Regions from separate parts of the Homo sapiens genome. Here region 1 is linked to region 2. Evidence: read pairs that join two places in POLR2A ChIA-PET (ENCODE). Cell type or tissue: PC-9. All regions are shown on one strand. Each heading gives the region's core, and the rest is flanking DNA. Links, peaks and the distances in the headings are about the cores only.

Evidence for each region. Peaks named below come from ENCODE experiments on the same cell type or tissue, not always from the same donor. Only the 100,000 strongest peaks of a DNase experiment are listed, where the experiment ranks them.
Region 1: POLR2A ChIA-PET joins it to region 2 with 12 read pairs; 5 of 35 experiments call an interaction of 5 or more read pairs at or near these places.

The regions. Positions count from the first base shown.
Region 1 is chr11:94,507,650-94,515,991 of GRCh38, reverse strand. It overlaps C11orf97 (chromosome 11 open reading frame 97), which reads right to left and starts at 3,531. Exons shown (of 4, transcript NM_001190462.2): 1 at 3,319-3,531. The coding sequence starts at 3,463. It also overlaps a transcript of MRE11 not described here. RefSeq lists a silencer at 3,283-3,502 and an enhancer at 3,355-3,873. In PC-9, for the core only: no CTCF peak of the experiment used is centred there; a DNase peak (open chromatin) is centred at 3,511; H3K4me3 peaks cover 1,484 bases.
Region 2 is chr11:94,559,609-94,567,895 of GRCh38, reverse strand. PIWIL4 (piwi like RNA-mediated gene silencing 4) reads right to left here and starts at 528. Exons shown (of 20, transcript NM_152431.3): 1 at 291-528. The coding sequence starts at 377. The region is part of intron 4 of PIWIL4-AS1 (PIWIL4 antisense RNA 1); the gene reads left to right. RefSeq lists enhancers at 1-489, 490-991. In PC-9, for the core only: no CTCF peak of the experiment used is centred there; DNase peaks (open chromatin) are centred at 4,205 and 4,495.

The sequences.
Region 1 (8,342 bases), core at 44-8,043, 52 kb after region 2:
GATCTTCAGGCAGAAAAAGGGTTCACAAACTTGGCTAGGAAGAAAACTAAGCCTATAACAGAACAACAGAAAGGAAAAGACCACCTGCTCTCAGTTCAGATCTCCTGACAAATTTCAGCCCTGGTGCTAGGAAAATGCACAGAAGAAATCATTAAAGGTGATTTGAAGAATTGTGGTAATTGGGAGAGTACTAAGGAGCTAGTACGGGTAAATATCTCCTGCTCAGGAGAAGAAAGGAAAGGAGGGGAGAGGGGGCAGAACTTTCAGGCAGAAAAAGGTTTCACAAACTTGGCCAGGAAGGAAAGGAGAGGAGAGGAAAGGAAAAAGGGAAGGAAAGGAGAAAGGACAAAAGAAAGGAAAGGAGAAAGGAAAGAGGAAAGGAAAAGGAAAAAAAAGGAGAAAGGGAAAGGAAAGGAAGGAAAAGGAAAGGAAGGGAAAGCAAATTTAAAAAAGAAAGAAGGAAGGAAGGGAAAGAGAGAGAGAAAGAAAATTCTACAAACTCTACCATAGCAGTTTGATGTTGACCTTTACCAGCATTTTAAGTGGATTGGTCGATAGATGTCTTGTGTGTATAGAGGATGAGAAGCTGTGATCACTGAGAAGTATGACTAAGAACAGTATTATTCCAGAATTTCTTTTGAAACAATTATTATTCCACGTTTTTTGGATTTTTTTTTGTTGTTTTTTGTTTTTTTTCCTGAGAGCTAATAACAATTGCATCTTATATATATTATTATTTCTCTTTCTCACAATGACCTATGGGCAAGTATAATTATTCCTGTTTTATAGTTGAGAAAGTAGCTTCCTTGAGTCATAAAACTAAAATAATGAAAATGAGAAGCCACACCTACCTGAGTCTCCCAAGCTCCTACGGTTATTACAAATTATTCATAGTTTATTACAACGCACAGTTATAGATCCACCACACTCTACTAATCAGTTCATACCTAGAATACAGGTTTCAGTGATATGATACACTGGAGATTGTTGGAAGAAGTGGCCAGCCAGCCAGGTTAGAGCACTACAAGTGATCCTAAAGGTGACATTGGCCAGGCGCGGTGGCTCATGCCTGTAATCCCAACATTTTGGGAGGCTGAGGTGGGCAGATTACTTGAGGTCAGGAGTCCAAGACCAGCCTGGCCAACATGGTGAAACCCCATCTCTACTAAAAATACAAAAATTAGCCAGGCGTGATGGTGCATGCCTGTGGTCCCAGCTACCTGGAAGGCTGAGGCCAAAGAATTGCTTGAACCCAGGAAGGGGAAGTTGCGGTGAGCCGAGATCGCGCCACTGTACTCCAGCCTGGGCAACAGAGTAAGACTCTGTCTAAAAAAAAAAAAAAAAAAAAAAAGGCAAAAATAAATAAAAAATAAAGGTGACATTAAGTCTATGAAAGATTTGGTTGGTGCTCAAGGAGCTGCCTTTATATAATTCAAGGATGTTTACAAGCAAACAACCACACTTCGTGTTTGAGAGCAGGACTGTGATTAGGGAATATAGGGAATAGAAGCTGTAAAGAGACTGAAGACTTTTCCAATAATTACAGACATTTGAAAAATTGACTGAGTACTTTGTGCTTGTGCGAACAGCCTGTCTCTACTTAGGCTGAGTCCCTAAAAGGAGGTTCTGAGGGAGGCTGAGGCAGGAACTCTTTCATTTTCCCACCCCAACTTTGTGAGCTTGTGAAAGTTTGGACACCTGCCTTAAGTCATTAGTTCTTTCCCTGAAACTTGTGGAATGCCTAGCATGTAATAAAGACTCAATATGTTAAATTGATGAGTGAATGTTAATCCCACCTTTTACTCCTAGAGCCACAGGACTAAAGAAACTTAGAAACTAGCATCTTTAATGGGGAAATTTCCTGATAGAATTTGAAGTAGGAGGCTGGGCGTGGTGGCTCATGCCTGTAATCCCAGCACTTTGGGAGGCTGAGGCGAGCGGATCACTCGAGGCCAGGAGTTGAAGACCAGCCTGACCAACATGGCGATACCCTGTCTCTACTAAAAATGCGAAAACATTAGCCGGGCATGGTGGTGTGTGCCTGTAATCTCAGCTACTCAGGAGGCTGATGCATGAGAATTGCTTGAACCCAGGAGGCTGAGTTGCAGTGAGCCCAGATCATGCCACTGCACTCCAGCCTGGCAACAGAGTTGTCTAAAAATAATAATAATCATAATAATTTTAAGTAGGAGTAAAGAATCTCCATTACCCAAGTATACTGAATTTATGTGCTCTAAGCAAGGCCTCTGCATGCTGCTGATAATAATAACAAAAGGAATGACATTTCATAGTCATACTGGAGCTGATGCCCAGGGAAGAGGCCCCTTTCACCAGGAGGCAGTAGTTCTGTAACTTCTTGATGAGGTCTCTGGGGAGGAGAGTGTGTGGTCCACCAAGCACAAGTATGGAGGTGCTTCAGCCCAACCCTCCCTCCTGGGGCCTCCCGGTGCAGAGGAACCTTGGAGAAACCCAGTCTGCTCTCCAGAGATGCAGTCAAGAAGGTGCTGCAGGAAGGCTGGAAACTACTCTGTTCCTCTGGCTTATTCTTCTCACCATCATTCCTTAGCACCTACTGAAGACCTGGGGGTGCAAGAGGCTGTGAAATATCTGTTAATTCATGAAACAGTATGGGTGAATAACAACCTGGCTAGGACTCAAATTACAACCACTTCCATTATGGCTGTGGGCCAGAACTGTCTTTACCTATTTGAATATTGTGTGTTTGTCAGGGCAGAGAGCAAAGAACAGTGCGTTAAAATGTAGCCCATAATTATGAGATTCTAAAAGGATTGGGTAATTGTAGACTGAGAGTCCAAGAGATGGAAGTTAAAAGTGATTTTAGTATTTCGCCTGCACTGACTGGCTGTGGCAAGTCTCTTTCCTCTGGTCTAGATCTCAATTTCCTCATCTGTAAAATGAAATAACTGGCAAAATGAGCTGCGTGTTTCTAAGGGTGTATACGCATACATACATACATACACATATACATATACAAATGTGTATATAAAATGGTATACATATAAATGTGTGTGTGTGTGTGTGTGTGTTAATTCCTTTCAGAATAACGCCACTATGATTAAATTGGAGCTGATGCCCAGACCCTGAATTCAGGCAGGCTATCGGGAAGGAGGGCTTGGAAAGATGGACCTATGCTTTCTGCCACAGTGCCATCATCTCTGGTTCTGCCAAAAGCAGCAGCTCCACCTCCCCTGCCCCAAACCTTCTCAGCCAGTCCCACTGCGGTTTCCCCCAATTGCCCTGTCACTCGTTCTCCACGCCCCTCCTCCCAGTAGCGTCCGCGGCTGGAGCTGAACTCACACTGCTGGCCGTGCTCTAGGGGGCCGCGGCCGGGTTCCCCGCGCGCCCCGCACCCCAGCCCTGCTGGCGGAGGAGGCTGCTCCTCTTCGCGACCCGCCTTGGGCGCCACCACTGCGGTCACCACCACCGCCTCCTCGCCTGTCATGCCGCAGCGGTCTTCCGAGAGCCCTGGGCACGGTTTCCTTCTCAGCTCAGTCGCAGGCAGCCCAGCATGCGAGGCGTCTCGGGTTGCCATAGTGACTGCCGATTCTCCCCGCCCCCAGCCGGCCTTCCGAGGCCCTAGGTATTCCGCGCACCAAAGAAGGTGCTGAAGTTATGGGGCTGGGGTTATTATTATCATTGACCAAAGCAAAGGACTTTCCATTAATTTCTCGTTAATTTATTGTTAATTTCTCACACGAGCTCGGCAAGAGAGGCTTTACTATTCCCAGAGAATCCGAGATTCAGAAAAAGCGAAGGAAACTGCATAAGGCCTCATAGCTAGGAAGCGGCACCGTTGGAATGTGGACTCAGAAGTCTGGTCCCAAGCCGACAGAACAGATCACTGCCCAGAACAGAAAAGTTAGAAGTGGAACCGGTGTGCAGGTGAGTGCAAGGCACCGTCGCTGGTTTCACGCAGCCTTGTGCCTGTCGCGTCCTGCTCCCTGCTACACACACGCAACGTGATTGAATAAGTAAATACTGAGGATTCCCAACTTTCACGTTGTGAATTATTATATTAAGCACATTGTAGTTTCCAAGCTCTTTTGTATTCACAAAATAACAAACTAATAACTAACTTTACAGATGAAATCAAATTCAGCAAATTTTAATTTGAAGAGCAAGTAGAAAAATTCAGGGTTTTATTTGGAGCATAAGGTTGCTTTTGTCTTGGTTTGGTTTTGCAGGCCTTAAAAATGGATTACGTTGTGGTGTTAATTTTATGGAAGTTGAATGTGCATTGTTTTATAGTATTAAATCGTTCTACAAGGCTTGCAACCAAATATAGGAGACCTCTTCTGTCTCCACTGTACCCCAGAGCCAAACACTTTTAATACCAAATCCTTATATTGCTGCTTTTTATGTTTTTCAATTTTAGATATCATGTTGATTTCCTACGATGAAAGACGAGATTTCTCTCTCTTTCATACTCCCTGTGTCACATATACTTATTGCTCCTTTATACTCCCATTATAGATAAATTGAAATTTTGGCTAGAGTAATATTTGTTTACATTACTATGACAATTGTATTAGGCTAGTCTTGCATTGCTATATACCTGAAACTGGGTAATTTATAAAGAAAAAAGGTTTAGTTGGCTCACAGTTCTTCAGGCTTTACAGGAAGCATGATGCTGGCATCTGCTTGGCTTCTGGTGAAGCCTCCGGAAACTTACAATCATGGTGGAAGGCAAAGGAGGAACAGGCAGCTCACATAGCAAAAGCAGGAGATCGCTCTCTCTTTCTTTCTCTCTGTAGAGAGATATCTATCTATATCTATCTATATATATAGAGAGAGAGCGAGAGGCAATTAAAAGGTTGTGTGGAAAGGTTGCGTTCCTTTTTTATATCTCTGTATTTTTGCACTATTTTCTGAGAGATTTTTCTTAACATGAGTTTGAATTTCAAACTGCTCTCCAGTACCCACAGTGTTTCTCCAGGCAGTTCAGGCACTCCTCATTCATTTAATACATATTCATTGAATGACTGCTTTGTGTCAGGAGCTATTATATGTGCTAAGGATGCAGCCATGAACAAAACATACAAAAATCCCTGCCCTTATGTAGTTGAGCTCACATTCTGCCTAAGATTTGATTTGAACAGAGTTGTTGACATGTTTGTACGTGTGTGTATAACTTTTACCTAACATGTTTGGAGTGAATTCATCGCCATTCTCACCCAGCTATGTTACTGCCAACATGCCTTGGCTTTTGCTAAGCCCTTCGGCTATCAGAAGTCCATATGGCTGAAATAATTTGATGGGTGAGTTATGGCAACTCACCATGAGTTCTGATAGGTGAATTATGGCAACTCACCTATCAGAAGTCCAAATGGCAGAAATAATTTCCAAAAAGTTATTCTAAATGACTTATATTCACTATATCCTTACCTAATATGGGTTTATATAATTTGAAAGCAAAAACACCTAGATTTCATTTGATTGACTCATGATGCTATTTTAACATTATGTTCTTAGTTTTTATCAAGAAGCAGTGGGAAAAAAGTCAAATAAGAAATATTTCAGAATTTTAAGTGAAACTATTTTTAAAGATGCTGTTCATTCTGTCAACTGTCATTTGTTAGTTCTCACAGAATAAACTTCTTTAAGATTAGTTTCACCAATATCAGAAATGGTAAATCTATACCTAAAGATCTTACAGGCATTAAAAAGATAGGAAGATATTTTGAATAATTTGATGCTAGTAAATTTGACAACTTAGATAAAATAGAGAAATTACTTAAAAGCTTTCCAAAATAGACACAAGAAGAAATATAGCTTTAATAGAAGTAGTTATAAAAATATAACTACTAAAAATATGGAATTTAAAATTAAAACACATACCACAAAGAAAAAGCCTCACTGGTATCTTCCAAACATTTAAGAATGAAATAACACCAGTTCTGTCTAACCTCTTGCAGGAATTAAAAAAAAATGTTAACACTTCCCAACTCATCTTTATACCAAAATCTGAAAGAACATTACTAAAAAGGAAAATTATAGGTCAATATCTCTCAAGAAGATCAATTCAGATATTAAATAAAATATTAGCAAATATAACCCAAATGTAGCGTGTTAAAAAATGGATAATACATACATCACGATCAAGTTTTGATCATTGCAGGAATGCAAGGTTGTTTAAAATCAATACTGTATAACTTACCACATTAAAAAAATAAAAAAGGAAGAAATTAAACTGTTATTGGCTGTCAACATGGCTGTATACATAGAAAATTCAGGCCAGGCAAGGTGGGTCACGCCTGTAATCCAGCACTTTGGGAGGCTGAGGCGAGTGGATCATGAGGTCAAGGGATCGAGACCATCTGGCCAACATGGTGAAAACCCGTCTCTACTAAAAATACAAAAATTAGCTGGGCGTGGTGGTACGTGCCTGTAGTCCCAGCTACTCCGGAGGCTGAGGCAGGAGAATCACTTGAACCCGGGAGGTAGAGGTTGCAGTGAGCTGAGATCGCATCACTGCACTCCAGCCTGGCAACAGAGCAAGACTCCATCTCAAAAAGAAAAAAAAGAAAATTCAAATGAATGTACAGGTAAGCTATTGGAATTAATAAATTTATCAAGGGCAGTGGACACATGGTCAATAGAGAAAAATAAATGTTACTTTTATATAGTAAAAAAAATTAAAAATGGAATGTAAAAGACAATAACATTTATAACAGCATTGAGAGCCAAAAAAATACATTAAGGATAAATCTTTAAAAAGAGAGAACTCCAACTGAATACTCTAAAACGTTATCAAGAAAAAGTAATACCTAAATAAATGCAGAAATGTATTACAGTATATTCAAGAATTATAACACTGAATATTACAATGATGTTAATTTTCCTCAACTAGATCTAGAAATTTCATGTAATCTCAATATGAATCTCAGCAGGGTTGTTTAAAATAGATGTTGGCAAGGGGATTCTAAAATTAGAAAGTAAATGTAGCACTTTGGCAGGCTGAGGAGGGCGGATCACGAGGTCAAGAGTTTGAGACCAACCTGGCCAACATGGTGAAACCCCGTCTCTACTAAAAATACAAAAATTAACTGGGTGTGGTGGTGCGTGCCTGTAATCCCAGCTACTGGGGAGGCTGAGGCAGGAGAATGGCTTGAATCCAGGAGGCAGAGGTTGCAGTGAGCCGAGATCGTGCCACTGCACTCCAGCCTGGGTGAAAGAGCAAGACTCTGTCTCGAAAAAAAAAAAAAAAGGTAAATGTAGTGGGCCAAGACTGGTCAAAACAACTTTGAAAAATAAGAAAGAAGTTGGAATATCTACACTACCACATAATAAGACTTATGATAAAGCCAAAATATTAAAACTGTGGTATTGGGGCAAAGATAGCTCAATGAAATAAAATAGAATCTAGAAACAGACCCAACTAAATATGATCACCAGATAAATGATAAAAGTGTCACTGCAATGTAGTGTGTGTGTGTTTGTGTGAGGGGCTGTTCCTTTTAATAAGTGGCATTGATAAATTGGATATTAATATAGGAAAATGAACTTTGACTCCTACCGCATGTCAAATGCAAATATCAACTCAAAATAGCACTAAAGGTAAAACACAAAAGCTTCTAGAGTATAACAATGAAAAAAACCTTCATGATGTCTTCCTCATGTCTACCCTTTGGAGTAGACAACTACTTTTTAAACAGGAAACCAAAAGCACTAATCAAAAGAAGGCAATAGATATAGTAGAGGTCGTTAAAATTAAGATATTCTCAGGCCAGATGCTGTAGCTCATGCCTGTAATACCAGCACTTTAGGAGGCTGAGGCGGGAGGATGGCTTGAGCCCAGGAGTCTGAGAACAGCCTGGGGCAATATAGCAAGATTCTCTACAAAAACAAATACATGAATTAGTAGTCCTAGCTACTTGGGAGGCTGAGGCAGGAGAATTGCTTGAGCCGCAGAATTTGAGGCTGCACTGAGCTACGATCACACCAGTGCACTCCAGCCTGGGCAACAGCACAAGACCCTGTCTCTATAAAGTAAATAAATAAATAAAATTAAGATATTCTCTTCATTAAAATCACCAGTAAGAGTGTGAAAAGGCAAGCCACAGACCGAGAGAGCATATATCCAAAAAATAACTAGGATCCAGAATATATAAAGAACTTCTAAAAATAGGAAACGTGCACACATCCCAGAAAGAAAATGGAGAAAGATGAAGCACTTCATGAAAGAGAAGATCCAAGTGGTCAGTCATCACACATAAAAACATTGCTTCACATCATTAGTCACCAGGAATATGCAAATTAAAACTACAATGAGCTATTACTACATGCCCACTAGGAAGGCTATTAAAAAAAAATGAAATGAA
Region 2 (8,287 bases), core at 1-8,000:
AAAACGAAATCATGAAATTAAAACTCAGAAAGTAGAAGAGAATGACATATTTGTCCCCAATCTTCAGTCCTCTTTACTGGCTAATATACCTACGTTAATATCTTACTCAGACAAGATCCCTAGAAGGAGAAAACTGTTAGAAGAAACCTTGGAAAGACTCAAACTTGAGAGAAAAGATAACGCACTACTTCGTAACAGAGAGGAGGAGATACATGCAGAGGAAGGCATTGTTCAGGCTAGAGACAGAGGTAGGAGAAAACGAAACCATGCGCAATAAGCATTCTACACACCAATGGCGAGGCTTGGATGCGCCCCACTTCTGTGGCACTGGGGCTGCGGGCGATGCCTCTGGCCTTCACTCGGGCTCTTCCACTCATGTTCCCGGTGAGCCCAGAGTGGCCACAAGAGCTGCAAAGTCTCAGTTAGGATATGTTTTGCTTTGGCTACAGATGGCGACGGTGTGACGGCGAAACTGCCTGGAGGCGGTGGATGTCCAGCATCCACAACCAACGCCGGGGCTGGAAATGCGTCCGAGGCCCGTGCGTGGGTGGAGAAGGCGCGCTGGGGCGTAGGGGTTGGCGCGAGCACGTGGGCCTGTGCAGGACTTCCTTTTTCTTCCCATTACTTCCACCCCCACCCCCAAATTTGGCATTATCCAGCTTTTTCATTTTTACCAATCTTATGTGTATTGGGTGGCATCAAACAATAATTTTTTTTTCAGTTTGTATTTTCTGCTCACCAATGAGGGTAAGTACCTCTTCATACATGTGATAGTTTTGGAGTTTTCCATTCTGCAAATTGCCTGTCGTATCCGTTGCCCATTTTTAAAGTTGAGTGTCTCATCTTTGTGATTTGGAAGAAAACTTTTTTTTAAAAAATTGCAAATATGCAAATATCTACTTCCTATCTATCACTTGTTAATTTTTACTATGAAATGCTTTAACCAAAATCCTAAATTTCGATGTTGTCAAATTCAGCCATTTTAAAATTCGTGCTTTTTGGGTCTTTTTAAAAGAAAATTCCACCTGTCCTCAGTTTACAAGGACAAGGACATTATATAATATTTTCTTTTCATTAACTTCGTAAGTGTACTGTTCACAGCAAGTATCTTCAATCCCTCAGGTATTTACACTCACACATATGTAAGTATACATGCAATGTGAGTGAGATAGAAGTCCAACTTTATCTCCATATAGTGAGCCATTCTTCCTTGACATCATCTGTTAAATAGCATATACTTTCTCTAATACTTTGTGAAGCCACCTCCAGCAAATGACAGATTCCCACGTATCAATAGATCTAGTCTGTGCCTTCCATTTCTGCACCAAGACTTCAACACTTTGTATCATTATTTCTTTGTGTTATTCATAGAATCTGGTGGTATAAGTCTTTGCTTTTTGATATTTTTTCCAACTGATTTATTTATTCACAGACTTTATTCTTCCATATAAATTTTAAAATAAGTTCGTCAAGTTTCTTTAAATATCTTGCTTAAATTTCAGTAGCATTGTATCCAATATATAAATCAATTTAGGAAGAACTTACATCTTTACAATGTTAGATTTCTCCATTTATTCAAGTCTTTCTTTTTATCTTTTAATAGAGTTTAATTTTTTTCATAAAAGTCTCATATACTGAGTTAACTTTTGAAAATTTCATAGTTTTTGTTACTATTGTGAACTATATCTTCTTGTCATGTTTCATACTTGGTAATTATTAGTGTAGACACATGATACTGGTTTTTGTAAAGTTGATATTGTTTATCAAGCTTGCTGAATTCCTCAGTTCTTAGAGCTTGTCTTTTGATTTCATTGAATTTGTATGTAGATAATCATATCATCTACAAATAATGATAATTTTGTCTCATCCATTCTTATTCTTTTTCTTTTTATTTGTTTTTCTTGTCTTATGTTGCTCAGATTTTTCAGTACAATGTTGAAGGTTACTATGGTAGTTGGAATTCTTGTTTTCTTTCTGATTTTAAAGACTGAAATGTCTCCATTTTGTTTGATATTTGCTATAAAAATCTATTTTATAGACCTTATCATCTTAAGAAAGCTTTCTTCTATTCCTGCTTTTCAAAGATTATTTTAATTATAAATGTGTGTAGAATTTTATTAAATACTACCCTGGATTTGTTGAAAAGCTTGTGCTGAAGTTATAAGGGCACATGTACAGGCTGTTCATCAGAGTATTATTTGGAGTGGCAGGTAGTTGCAGGCAGCTTATGTGCCCATCAGAAGGGCAACAGGTAGGTAAAATGTGGTAGACACATGGAGTGGATTACTAGGCTAACATTCAGGAATAATGACCTAAAAATATATTTAGCAACATGAATAAATCTTAAACACATTGTATTGAATAAAGGAAAAGCTTAAAAAAAGATTGAGATCTATACAATGGTAAAATATTACATTAATTTTTAAAACATTAAGGACACCTGTATATGGGATATGTACTAATTTTTTAAGTAAATATATATATCCAAGAACAGACACAATAGATTATGTACTTATATAAGGGAATAAAACAGGAATGTGAATGGGGCAGAGAAAGAGAAAGCAAAAGACAGTATAATATAATATAGAACTTGCACAGACCCGTGAGAATCATACAAAATGAATCAAAGAATATGATTAATTCAATTTTCTGTACTTGGGGACTGAAAATTTAATAAATATAATAGCTAATGTTTATTGAATACCTACAGTATGCTAGGCATTATTGCCCCAGTTTTATAGATTAGGAAATTAAAGCTTAGGCAAACTAAGTGACTTGCCCAAGGCCCTACATTATGTGGCATAGCTGGGATCCCAATTCAAGTCTGTCAGCCTGTAAAGCTCACACTGTATCCACTCATCTTCTACTCTCCTCCCTCCAAGAAGGTGATCTGCCTTACTTTTGATGCAGCTCTTACTATAGGAAAAAGCCCAAAGCCTGTGTGTTATGCCCTGCTCTGCCATTCTATTTATTCTCCATTAGAATACCCTTTCATCAGGTTCTCTTGGAACATATTAACCCTGACTGCTGGCAAGTGCAAGAGACAATGATGGCCTTGGGCAGAGATGGCCAGCCTTGGACTTGGTTCAGTGAAGCTACTCTAATGAATAATAATAGATTTCTTTGAAAATGAAAGAGTCTGAAAGTTGTGAGTGATCATAAACTGCTGTGCTACAAAGGAGGGGCAGATGGAAAACACAGTGTGGACAAGGAATCTGCTTCTGAAAATCTGTGCTTTGTTTCTGAATGTAAGAATAGTCTCCAGCCCATGTTTTCCAAATTTACCACCTCCTGATACCACATTCCTTTTCATGTGACCTGCATTGATGTGGTAACATGACAGAGTGACAAGAAAGGCTAAGAATACATGAGACCTTTGAACAGTCAGATCCCTTCGATTTTCCAAATACTAATGTGTTATAAAATCAGAAATATTGATGATTTCTAATTATTATCTGCATTTTTCAACTCTCTTCTATGATTGCTATGATAACCGACATACAAATCAGTCACATTGTGCCTTCCACATAGGGTTTTTTAAATGCACGTGTACTTTCCCTGTGGGAGTGATAGATGCAGGAGGAAGATAAGAGGGGGGTTCCCGGAGAACCTCTGACTGGCCTGCACACTGGGAGAATGGGGTTGGAGCCACAGCAAGTTGGAACCAACCGCTGGCAGTGGGGAGGAGCCTGGGCTCTTCAGTTCCTATATGTGGCCTGGAATGAATCTCTGAGGTGGGGGCCTGTCGCTTTGCTGAAAGTTTTTTTCCTTCTCGCCCAATAAATTCTGCTTCCTCACCCTTCAATGTGTGTGCATGCCTAACTTTTCCTGGTCATGTGACAAGAACTCGGTTTTAGCTGAACTAAGGAGCAAAGTTCTCCATCAGTAGGGAGGCAGTACGGTAAGGTTACAGGTATGCATGGCATAAGGTTAATGTCAGGCAGACCAGAGTTTGTATCCCAACTCCATTGTTTACTAGCTTTCTCACCCAAGGAAATTTATGTAATCTCATTTAGGCTCAGTTTATTTGACTATAAAGTGGGGATAGTGACACTAGGATTTCTCAGCCTTAGCAGTATTCACATTTTGGACTGGAAAATTCTCTGTTGTGGAAGGCTGTCCTATGCCTTGCAGGATGTTTAGCAGTATCTCTCGCCTCTACTCACTAGATGGTAGTAGCATTCCCTCTAATTGTAACAGCCAAAAATATCTCTAGACATGACTCACTGTATCCTGGAGGGCAAGTCACTCCTGGCTGAGAATCGCTGAGATATGTCTACCCCAAGGATTGTTTTGAGGATTAAATGAAATAATAATGATGTTTGTATGGTGTTTGCCACACAATAAAAATTGCATAATTTATTATTATTATTATCGTGTGTGGTGAACAAATTTTATAAAAATGAATTCAGTACATTTTTTGCAGTGTGTCATACTTTTGAACTTGCATCAGGATCACTCCATGTGCATGTATTGGCTCAGGATACTGCTAGTCATAGGTGCCTCTTGTCTCATGCCACCCTTCCTTCACATTTTTCTCAGTCCACCTTTCAACTCCAGCCATTGCTATGGCAATCAACTGCACACAGTGTAACCTGATAGCATCGCACCTCAACTGAATCCTGTATCTCTCAGTTCTGTCTAGGGCTTCTCTGCTACAGCAGGACACCCACTCAGCCATACTGACACAGAAGCAAACCTCAAGTTAACACCTTCATGGGGCAACCTTTCGCCAAAAGGGGTGGGAGAATGTGGATAAATCCTCCCTCTTCCATCCACTGGGCAGACAATTCTACAGTGCATTCTTTAGCCTCACAGAGGGTCCGTAGTGGGGTCAAGTACCAGATGCCACAGAAGTCATGAGCTTGATAATGCATTCTTGAGTTGAATTTCATCCTCCCTTATTTCACTCTTCCCAGGCCCTCTCTCCTGTTCCTTGCTGTCACTAAAATAAACCACCCACTTTCAAGCCCTTATCTCAGGTTTATTTGGGAGGAAACTTAAGCTAACATAGTTCAGTAGGAAAATATAGTATTCATTCTAAAACAGATTCCATGCTTGCTGTGAAATACTGTAAATGGTAATGGTTCCAAGCATTAGTATCTAAATGTCCAAGCATTAGTGTCTAAATTTTATCAATGAGAAGCCACAGTCCGAAGATTTGCCTAAACTCATCCTGCAAGTCAGCTGTAAAAATTAGTTTTTCAGTTATTCAGTCTTGTCTGTGGCTGTAACTTAATTTTTTAAATGATTTTTTATTAGGTAGACCCTGATCATGTACAAGTGTAGGCCTGTTCACATCAGCTAATTTATTTGACAATACCCATGGTTCCTGCTAACACAAAATTAATTCCTCAGGCACAGGTGTAGGTGGTTCAACATCTGTAGAATTAGTGCATCAATATGTTACCTTCATTGGGCCTTCTTTTAATAATACTGGATTAATTTTGAACTGTCTCATTCTTTTAACTTTTTATTTTGCAATATATCACATTTACAGAAAAGTTGCAAGGATAACGCAAAGAATGCCCATAAACCTTTTACCAAGATTCACCAATTAACATTTTGCTATATTTGCCTTATTATTTTTTCTTTGTATGTGTGTGTGTGCATATATATATATCTATATATATATATATATTTTTTTTTTTTCTGGTCCATGTTGCAAAGAAGTTGACATCATGACCTTTGACTCTTAAATAGTTTAGTGTGCACAGCAGATCTTTGAATAATGTCGCTTCATTCAACATCATTTCCTTATAATGTTGATGAGAAAAAAATCTATTTTCAGCCACGGCCCCTGGAGTGGGCATATTCTTCCCATGTCTACCTGAGTTTTATCTGGATACTCCAATTGCCTCCCACATCCCAAAGCTGTGCGTGTTAGGTTCATTGGCATGTCTACAAGGTCCACGTCTAAGTGAATGTTGGTGTGGATGTGAGTGTTCCCTGCAATGGAATGGAGTCCTGTTCAGGAAGGGTTCCTGAGCTGCTGGGATAGGCTCCAGCTACCCATGACCCTAAACTGGAAAATGTGGGTAAATAATTATCTTACTTGTTTTTATTAATCTTTCTTAAATGTATGTATAGCTTACATTTCAATGTTTAATATTAGAAGTGTTTTGAGTCTGTATTTAGAAGTTTGGTGATATCTTTGTCACCAGAAGTAAGCCATAGGAACTTAACTCTTGTTTACATCAATTAGCCGCCTATGGTAAAATTGGTTTCATAATACGTTGTTTGGCTTAAAGTCGAAGTTTCCAAGAATCTACTGACAACGTTGAGGACTTACTATATTTGTTAGGTGTAAGAATATTTTTCATTCCCTTATACAACAACAGTACAATTATCTACATCAGGAGATTTAAAATGGGTAAATACTACTGATTAAACTATAGTCCATAGTTAACTTTGCTAAGTGTCCTCAAAAAAGCAATTTTTTTTCTGGCCTGGAATATGGTTAGGTCAGAATAATGCATTGCATTTAGTTGTCATGCTTTTTTACTCTTCTTGAATCTGTAACATGAACAGTCTTGCTTTCTTTTTTAAAACAAATTGTGAAAAATATATTATTGATATGTTCAGAGAAAGAAAAATTCACATTAAGCATTAGATGTTAAACTGCTTAAACATTGTAATGGAAATCTTTCCAAAATGCATCATCTGCTTCCTTGTCCCATTGTGCTCCAGAAAGGATTTAAGATTATTTCTATATGTACAAGATAAAAGAGGAGGAAATGGTTACAAGAGAGAGCTTTTCTATTCCCTAGTTCTTCCCCTAGTTTCCTCTCCATTAGGTTTGCACTTCCTCACATAAGCACTCTCTTTCCCTAAGAAAATCCATCCACCTCCAACAGGAAGTCCCCCATTCCAATGACCCAGTGATGTCATTTTGACTTTCCTCAGCTGTAAGCACTTTCCTTTGTGAGCTCTTTCTTCCATTACAAGAAAAAATTCTCTCTCTCTCTGTCTCTCTCTCTCTTTTTTTTTTTTTAATAGATGGAGTCTCACTCTTGCCGCCCAGGCTGGAGTGCAGTAGCACGATCTCGGCTCACTGCAACCTCTGCCTCCTGAGTTCAAGCGATTCTCCTGCCTCAGCCTCCCAAGTAGCTGGGACTACAGGCATGTGCCACCATGCCCAGCTAATTTTTGTATCTTTAGTAGAGACGAGGTTTCACCATGTTTGCCAGAATGGTCTCAAACTCCTGACCTCAGGTGATCCGCCCGCCTCGGCATCCCAAAGTGCTGGGATTACAGGCATGAGCCAGCGTGCCCAGCCAAATTTTTTCTCTTTTGATTTTAAAAGAAATTAAAACATTTTCATGGGCCCCCAAAAGCACTGTGGGCCCTATGCACTGTGCTTATGGTGCCCAACAGATAACACTGGTCTTGCTCTCACCCCCATATGCATTCTGCAAACTGAGTGATTAGATGTAGAAGCACACTCAGTGAATGCAGCAATCAGGTCAGGGATGGCCACTGGCTCCCAGGCCCTACAGAAGCGTGCAGAAGGTGGGGTGAGGGAGGATCCCTGGCCCTCTAATGTCAATGGCCAGGGTAGACCTGGGTCCTTTGCAGTAGTCCCTTCTGTGTGAGCTGCAGGCATGTCCACTTACTCTGTTTAATTATGGAATGTGTTAGAGCAGTGCATGCATCTCTCCCAAGGACAGGTAACATATAGAGGAGGGTAGGGAGCAGGACCGCCTCCATTCATACTGGGAAAGGAAATATTTTCTCAATTAGCAAAGCTCTTCCCTGTTTTCCCCAAGTCAGTACTTCCGCCCTTATTGTACGGAGTTGTATTTGGTGTCTTTCCAGCTCCAGCTTGGGGCCTACCAGGATAAACAAGGAAGTTAGATTCCCTCAACATTGGCTGCTTATTTTGTTACCCTAAGAAGGGTCTCCCAATTTATGACTATAGTAAGGACTCAGTTAAAACTTTTGATTTTCTCAGTGCTGGGTGATTGGAATGGAGGGATATCTTTCATTAGCAACTCTGTAAATAAAGGAGCATTACCAAGAGTAACAAACAGGCCTAAGATCTACAAAGTTCAGAGTTGTTGACCTCAGTCTGAAAAATTGGGAACAGTAAGCCTTCTGTTAACCACTGAACTCAGCCCCAGTAATTCCCTTACTGAACTCATGCCTCAAATAACAATGACCCCAATCCACACTATTGTCAGACTTCATGGCTAGTCAAGTCTTCCCACATGGAGTATGAAAGCTGAGATTTCTTGAGGTAATACGATTCAAATTTGGTAACATCCTAATTGGTTCAGACCCTGTT